2 separate regions of the Mus musculus genome follow, and region 1 is linked to region 2. Evidence: chromatin loops called from intact Hi-C (ENCODE). Cell type or tissue: gastrocnemius. All regions are shown on one strand.

Region 1 (4,000 bases), 69 kb before region 2:
CTTCTTTTGTTTTGTTTTGGATGGGAGTTTTGAGTTTGGGGTTCTATGGATTTTTAGTGCATGATTAAGACCTGGGAATCTTGCTCAGGGTATCTGTTCGTGGGAGTCTATGTTCTTTCAAAGACTAGAGGAGATCTGGGAAAGAAACCTCTTGTCTCTTTTTGGCTGGCATTCCAGCTACTCTTCCACTGAGGCATGAGAATGGTGAGTTCAAGGCCACCCTGGGCTGCTGTTTAGGGAACATACTGAACTTAGAAGAGGACAAGGATAATCTGAGCCTTGCCCCTACACCGAGTTCCTCTGGAGGTACCACTGCACCCGGGTACCTTGCGGGGAGGGGGTCATCAGACCTCTGTCCCTGCACCCGGGTACTTTGGGGGTCACCAGAGCTCCGTCCCCACTCCTACCCTGGGAGTCACCAGAGCTCCGCCCTTGTACCCGCGTCCCCCTGGGGGTCACCAGAGTCGCGGCCGTTTCGGCCCCGCTCCCGGCCGACATCCCGGTCTACTCGGTACTTGCGACGGCGCAGAGGCTCGGTGATGCTGCGCCGCGCAGGCTCATCCAAATCCTCCGGTTGCAGGAAGCTGCGGTCCAGGAGCTCTGCGGCCTCCTGCCAGTTGGCAAAGCAGGCGGGTCCCAGACGCTGGATCTCCTCCGTGGCGTCGCTTGTCAGCACGTCCCCACCAGGCTTAAGTACCACAACCGCTGGCAGTTGACGGACAGAGAACTGGCGCCCGAGGTCCCTGCGGAGAGAGCGCTGTCAGCCTCCCTCCACTCCAGGTGCGCGCGCTGCCTCCGATGGCCGACAGGAGTCGCCCGAGGACTCGCGGGCACCCTCGGGCCCCGGCACCCGCCCAGGCCGCGCCGCCTCCCCCTTTCTGTGTCCACTTGCTGTATGTATCTGTATTGTTTTGCGTCTGTCAACGTGAAGAGGGAGGTCCTGGGGGCAGCGATTTCAAACAGCGAGGCCAGCTGAGGAATGTTTGGGAATTGTGTGTGGAAAGATTGTCAAAAGCTATTAAATTCCGTCAAACTGAGCAAAAAGGGCCTCTCCGTGGGTGTGATGTTTGGACTGAAATCTTATGGGATTAAGGGAGGAGCGGAAGAACTGTGGAGAGAGTGTTCCAAACAGAGTATGTGGGAAGACCCTGGGGAGATCTTAACTGGGGTACAGCTGACATCGTACATATGCCCTGAATGGGCAGGGACAGGGGTTTAACTGTTCTGAGGACACCGAGCAGCTGTCGGCATCTCCAGTAGACCCTGGACCCCACTCACAGCTAAGCCAGAATCCACCCACTTGGTGCCCTCCACGCTCAAAAACAGATTCTCTCTTTCTCTCTCTCTCTCTTTTCTGAGACAGGGTTTCTCTGTGTAGCCCTGGCTGTCCTGGAACTCACTCTGTAGACCAGGCTGGCCTCGAACTCAGAAATCCACCTGCCTCTGCCTCCCGAGTGCTGGGATTAAAGGTGTGTGCCACCACGCCCGGCTCAGACGGATTCTCATTGTGGAGCTATGCCCTGGAACTCACTATGCTGACTGAAATATCACAGAAATCAGCCTGGTGGGATTAAAGACAATTGTCTCCAGGCCCAGCTCACCCAAAGTTTTTGTTTGTTTCTTTGTTTGGTTGGTATTTTGAGACAGACTCTGTGTAGCCCTGGCTGTCCTGGAACTCACTTTGTAGACCAGGCTGGCTTCAAACTCAGAAATCTGCTCGTCTCTGCTTCCTAGGATTTAACCTATGATTCTTGGTTAGTTTTTGTAGCCCAGGCTGGTTAGATAGAAAAGGGTGATTTTGAACTCCTAATTTTGCTTCCACCTCCTGCATGTTGGGATGATGAGTGTGCACCTCCAAGGCTGATTTATGTGGGTGGGACTGTGGTTAGAACCCAGAACCACACAAGCACTCTACCCTCCATTTCTGTGTGTTTGCTTCCACACAAGTCTGTGGCACCCACGTGCAGTACCAGCACACACCAAGAGATGGCGACAGCACCCCAGAACTGCAGTTACCTGTCTCAACCTGGGTGCTGGGAACTGAACCCAGGTCCTGAAAGAGCAGCCGGTGTTCTTGACTTCCGAGTCACATCTCCAGTCTTATGTAGTTCCCTCCCTCTCAGGGTCTCTCTATGTGACAAGGATGGCCTGAAATTCCTGATCCTCAAAAATCAGCCTCCCAAGTGCTTGAATGAGAAGCCTGCACACCGCACCAGGATCAGGGTACATGAACTTTGTCCCCCATTGAAGGTTCCTCTATGATCCTCCTAGTTGGCATTTCTTCCCTGGGAATAGAAATGCTGCTCATTTGTGGGGTGAAGGAATCTACATCTGCACAGGGCAGTGAGTGGCTGTCCTGACTCTGATCATGACCAGTGGAATGGGGCCCCTCATGATCAGGAGCTTCAAACTTGAGCAAGAAAGAAGAAAGTCAATGAAATGGGTGAAAGGTCAGGAAGTTGGTAAACTCCACAGCTCCCCCCCCCCCGGGTCTCAGGGCAGATCCTAGCCCTCATCAGGACACACTTGGACTCAGTGGACCTCTGGAGGTTGCGTGTTCAGATGTTGTTACATAGAGTCTTTCTCAGAACTGGGATAGAACTCAGGGTCTTGAGTCACAGCCTTTGATTTTTATTACTGGTAGGACAAAGGAGAAGCTGGGTGTGGCGGTGGTTCATGCTTGCCATCCAGCACTTAGAGGGCTAAGGCAGGGGTATTGCTCTAAGTTCCAAGTCAGTACTAGAAAGGTTAGAAGATGGCTCAGAGGGTTGAGCACTTGCTGTCCAAGGCCAAGGAATGGAGTTCTGGTCCCAACAACCCAAATGCCTGGAGGGCGATGTCACTGAGAGACCCTGGAGCTAGCTACTGGCACCCTGTGTGAGAGGCAGGTTCCTGTGAGAGATCCCGACCCAGAGAACACACACTGCCATGCACCTGCATATATGGGCAGTGCAATCACACACACACACACACACACCAAACAAAAGTAAATGTAAGAAATGCCAGGTGTGGTGATTATCATCCCAGCACTTGGGAGGCAGACAGGAGGATCAGGAGTTCAAGGCCAGGGCTGGAGAGGTGGCTCAGCAGGTAAGAGCACTGACTGTTCTTCCAAAGGTCCTGAGTTCAAGTCCCAGCAACCACATGGTGGCTCACAACCACCTGTAATAAAATCTGATGTCCACTTCTGGTGCGTCTGAAGTCAGCTACAGTGTACTTATTTATAATAATAAATAAATCTTAAAAAAAAAAAAAGGAGTTCAGGGCCAGCCTTTACTTCATAGTCAGTTGGAAGCCAGCGAGGGCTACAGGAGACCCTGTCACACAGTATCTCACCTTAGCCGCAAAAGGAAAGCTCTAAAAAAGATGCAGGTTCTAGAGTCCTCTATGAGCCGCAGCACAGTATGACTCCTCCTCCTCCCCCTGACACTCTTACCTACAATGGCTCCCATCCTCCCTGCAGGTGTCTCCCTGAAGCCCCAGGAATGACTAAATTCTCCTTTCCAGGGTGCTGTGGGGCCAGCTTTGAGACTCTCTTCAAAGCTGTGCCCCTGGAGCCCTACAGCTTCTGCGATGGGGTCTCCTGTCTTATTTTTACTTTTCTCAGGGATTTTATTGATTTGGAGGCAGGGCCACCCTATGTAGTCCAGGTTAGCCTCAAACTCCTGATAGTTATGCCTTCCTTGGGTTGAGATTGCAGGTATGCACCCCATGTGGGTTTATGCAATGCTGGGGATTCAGGACCAGCACTCCAGGAACTGAGCTACAGTCCCCACCTCTTGTTTTTAGATCTAGCCTTGAGCTTGTAGCAATCCTCTTGTCTCATTTCCAAGTATTAGGATGGCAGGCCTGTGAGACTACCTGTGTTTTTCTGAGCCTTTACTTCCTATCTGTCTGCTTCATTGGGCTGTGATGGAAGAGGGATGGAACACCTCTTTTTTTTTCCCCTGTGGGTGGTGGTGGAGGAATACCTCTTTATGCACAAGTAGTACCAGGACAG
Region 2 (4,000 bases):
CCTGAGCCGAGTGCATCTGCCTCATTTTCTCCTGGGCTCTCTCTCCCGCCTCCTGAGCCTGCTTCAATGATTCTCTCTGGCTGTCAGTGCTGCCGACTCTTCCACAGCTTTTCTCCCTCTCGCCTCTGTCCACCCAATTCCCTGTCCTCACACTAGCCCGAGGTGGTGGGACCCAGAAAAGTCCTGACTATGTTGCCTTCAAAATGTATCTGGAATCTGCTCATGTCCTGCACAGACCTGGCCCAGCTCCCACCCTGACACCCTGGCTAGTAGCTTCCCAGGGTCGGCTCTCCTCCCTCTCGGCCACCAATACAACAGTAAAAACGGCCTGGCCTAGCCCATCCCTCCTCTGCTCAAGAGCCTCCCGTGGCTCCCATCTCAGGCTCCAAGGAAGCACTTGTGTCTTCTTGCAGGCTCCCTCCCAAGAGGCCCTTAGAGTCCAGTGCCCCACCCACAGGCTCCTTCCCAGCCTTCTGAAGCCTCCCAGAATGCCCTGCCCTCTGACATGACAGCTTCTGTCGCCCCTGTCCTGACTCCAGATCTACTGGCAAACTTCAGTTCCCACTGAGCAGCTCTTCAAAAGCTGTGGTGACTTAGAGAGCTACAACAGTCCACATAGGGCATTTCCTGCCCGGGAAGCAGATTGCCCTCTGCATGGTCATGTGATCCAGGCTGGGCTAATAGAAACTCAGTTCCTAATTTTTATTGTAATCTGGCCACAAAGGTCTCCAAGGATACCAATTGACCAATGGCATTGGAATCTGGATCCAGCCATTCCTGATGTCAACAAACCCCTAATATTAGTTTCCTAGTCAACTAATTTGTCTGTGTGGTAGCCATGTGCAGGGCTCCTCCCAATCACCATTAAGTGTCATGCTGGTTATGCTGGGGACTCATGAGGGGTCAGTTTAAAAACTACTGCTTTAACCATCCAGACCTGTGACTCAGATGCACATCCCAGGGCCTGTGAGGCTGTGGCCACCAGCACCTCATCAATACCCCCCACCCCACCCAGCCCCGCCCCGCCCCAGGCAGCTCTCCACTCCCAGGGCACCCCATGCACGGGCATGGCAAGGAAGAGAATGTGGAAGGCAAGATGATCATCAGAGGTCCATCCAGGTTACCTGTGCTGGACAGGAAGTGATGGGGATCAGGAAACAGGGCGGCCAGGAGACTCCTGCGCTCATGGCCCCAGCACTGTCCACCTCAGGTGGTCACCCATATCATCTCAGATACCTCCCCAGTCACATGCTCAGCCCCCTCCCCCCAGGCCAATGCTTCAGCAAGCTCAGTCCGGGCCAGAGGTGGGGTGCTGGGGAGTTAGACATGGTGGGTTGTGTAAAAGGTCAGATCAAGGCCCAGGCTAGTAAGAAGTGAGGAGGGGGCGGTGCCAGCCCCCACCCCAGGTTTGCTGGCTCCACCAGGAAGGGGCTGTCACACACTCCACCCTCCCACCATAACCAGAGTCTCTTGTAGGGGAAGGAGGCTGCCTTGACCCTCAACCACAGGAAACCTCAGGTGCCTGTGGGAAGACTGGACAGGATGCAAGTTCTTTTTGGATGGGGGCGGGTATTTGACTAAGATTGGTGGGAACATGTGATCCCCCTATCACTGCTTCCCAAGTACAGGGACCACAGGCCTGTGCCATCAGGCACACCTGGAAATGTCCATCTTGACTATCCCTGTTTTCCAGGGGACAGAACAGTCAGGGAGGAGGCTGGCTGCAGAATGGCTGACTTAGGATCTGAGCACACTTCATTGTTTAGTTTTCTTGTGCTTTTCTGGGAATGGAAGCCGCAGGCCCAGCCTGGGATGCGTGTGTCTTGGGAGAAAGGGATGGGGACTCCTTCCCTGGGTGGAGCCAGCAAGCCGCCCTTCCCCATGTGCGAGGACATGGCGCCCCCGTGCGGGAAGGCCGGGGTCTTACTAGCCGGGCAGGGGGAAGGGCGCAGGCACCGGGCACCGCGTGCGGGTGGCGGGCGGCGCAGGCACGTACCCATCTCAGGACAAACGTCTTCACTAAGGGTAAACCTAGTCCCTTTTCCACCATGGACTGACCAGGATGGACAGGGAGGGAGGAGGAGAGGAGGGAGGAGTGTACGTGGCGGGGGGGGGGGCGGGGGGGGGAGGCGCAGAAAGGGGGCAGCGAGTGACAGGAAGAACAAGAGAGCAAGAGAGAGAGCAAGAGAGAATGAGAGAGTGAGAGAGAGAGAGAAAGAGAGAGAGAGAAGGGGAGAGAGAAAGAAACGTCAGTGCAGACGGACGGACAGACAGACAGCCTCCCACTCCGGGAACACTAGGGACACCAAAAGCAACAAGAACAGGAGAGGAAACTGAGGCTTGGGCTCCACCCGCTGTGCGGGGTTGGGGGCCATGGATAACAACCTCCCTCGTTCCACCACAAGAACAAAGCCTGAGGTCACCAACCTCTGCCCAGATGGCACCTTTGGGGTAATTCTGAACGGGGGTCCCGAGAGAGAGAGAGAGAGAGAGAGAGAGAGATACTAGGACCTTGGACCCCTGCCCTGTGGCCTCAGCTGCTGCATGGAGAGAGCTCAGAGGGACGGGGACAGAAGCAACACAGACAGACAGAGGGATCGGGGAGACCTGAGGCCCAGCACCTCCCAGGTCCCCACAACTCCCAGGGCCAGATCCTTGAACCTCCTAGACCTGTCAATCATTCCACATCTTTGACTTAGCGCAGAGGCCCCGCCCCCAAGGAGGAAGCCACGCTTTGAATCCATGACATCAGATTTCACCTAGAGCTGTCAATTTTCTCTTATTCTAAGAGTACCATAGAAGTCCTGCCCCAGAGCGGACAACCAGGTCCCGCCCCTCAATGACAGTCACTCCGTTGCCCTGGAAGCTTTAAAATCCTGGCTTCTGGAGTCAGTGAGGTTCCCTCCAACGGCTGCCCATCACCCCTTGTTTCTTTGTCTTGAAAGAATCACCTTTGGTGCCTAGATGTCGGATGCCCCGCCCCCATGGAGTTCTGTCAGTCATTCAGGGGAGGAGCCTGCGGCTGGGCGGGGAGACTCTGGTTGGCTCGGGAAGAAAGCACCAGATTCCCTTACCCTGCGCTGACTGCGTCTGCACGAAGGTTTTGATGAGCAGGTCGGTGGCTTGCGTGTAGAGCGACAGGGCGTAGCGCAGGGACTGGAGGTCCGGGCTCTTCTCCAGGAAGGTCTTCTTGAGGCCAACGCCCCCCGCGTGGAAGTATTGCTGAGGGTGGACACAGTGAGGCTTCAGATGGCTCCCAGCACCTCTCACCCTCCCCATCTTCACCAGGCCACAGCTGCCCCAGGACCACTGTATTTACTGTATGCACAGATGGAAAGTTACTCCCTGCTCGCTACCCATATACTTTACTTTGTAAATTCCTATGCATTCCTCAAATCCCACTTTCTCATGCCCTCTCTTAAAACCCTCTGTAGCCCCTCCCTTACCTTGATGGTGTCCAGGGCCAGTTCAACAACAGCACACTGCTTCGGGGTCAAGCTCTTGGCTTCTTCCCGCACCATGTGATCCTGTGGGGATGGCAGGGAGAGGTTAGGTGGGCAAAGCTTTTACACTGTGAGCCTTTGCTTTCCATGCTGTGGATCAAGTGATCTGTATCCTTGATCCATTATACTCAAGGACATTTTAAGTGGGATTCAGGTCTGGGAGCAGGGATTTTTGCCTGTTGATCTGTTCCTAGTCTTTCTCCTGAGAGCTTCTGCCCCCTCACCTTAAGTTTGGACAGCTGGCCCAGCTCCTTGGCAGCATTGAAGATCATTTGTGTCCCCTGTGGAAAACAGCAGGTAGCTCGGGTGAGAGTGTGCGTTTTCTAAATAGTTCCCCATCCTGAGTGACCCAAACCCAACTGCCAACTTGGTTCCTGTCCAAAGGTTCAAGCAATGCTTGAGACCCATGGACAGCAGGATCAGGAGCTCCAGTGAGATCCAGGGGCACATGGCACCTTGTTGCAGGAGAAGCCCGGTTCTCTGGGAAGACTGCCCAC

What was found. Hi-C counts contacts between places; a loop is a spot of excess contacts. Peaks named below come from ENCODE experiments on the same cell type or tissue, not always from the same donor. Only the 100,000 strongest peaks of a DNase experiment are listed, where the experiment ranks them.
Region 1: a loop joins it to region 2, with 10 times the contacts of the local background. A loop is called at or near these places in 20 of 42 quality-filtered maps.

The regions. Positions count from the first base shown.
Region 1 is chr8:71,562,194-71,566,193 of GRCm38, forward strand. Nxnl1 (nucleoredoxin-like 1) reads right to left here. Exons shown (of 2, transcript NM_145598.2): 2 at 1-743. The coding sequence ends at 416. Among named protein-coding and RNA genes, the nearest start is that of Nxnl1, 2.5 kb to the right of the region's middle. In gastrocnemius, a CTCF peak has its summit at 1,983; a DNase peak (open chromatin) is centred at 790; H3K4me3 peaks cover 709 bases; H3K27ac peaks cover 820 bases.
Region 2 is chr8:71,631,443-71,635,442 of GRCm38, forward strand. Unc13a (unc-13 homolog A) reads right to left here. Exons shown (of 44, transcript NM_001029873.2): 39 at 3,728-3,784; 40 at 3,447-3,527; 41 at 3,075-3,222. Among named protein-coding and RNA genes, the nearest start is that of Mir6769b, 2.3 kb to the left of the region's middle. In gastrocnemius, a CTCF peak has its summit at 1,919; DNase peaks (open chromatin) are centred at 1,904 and 3,043; H3K4me3 peaks cover 840 bases.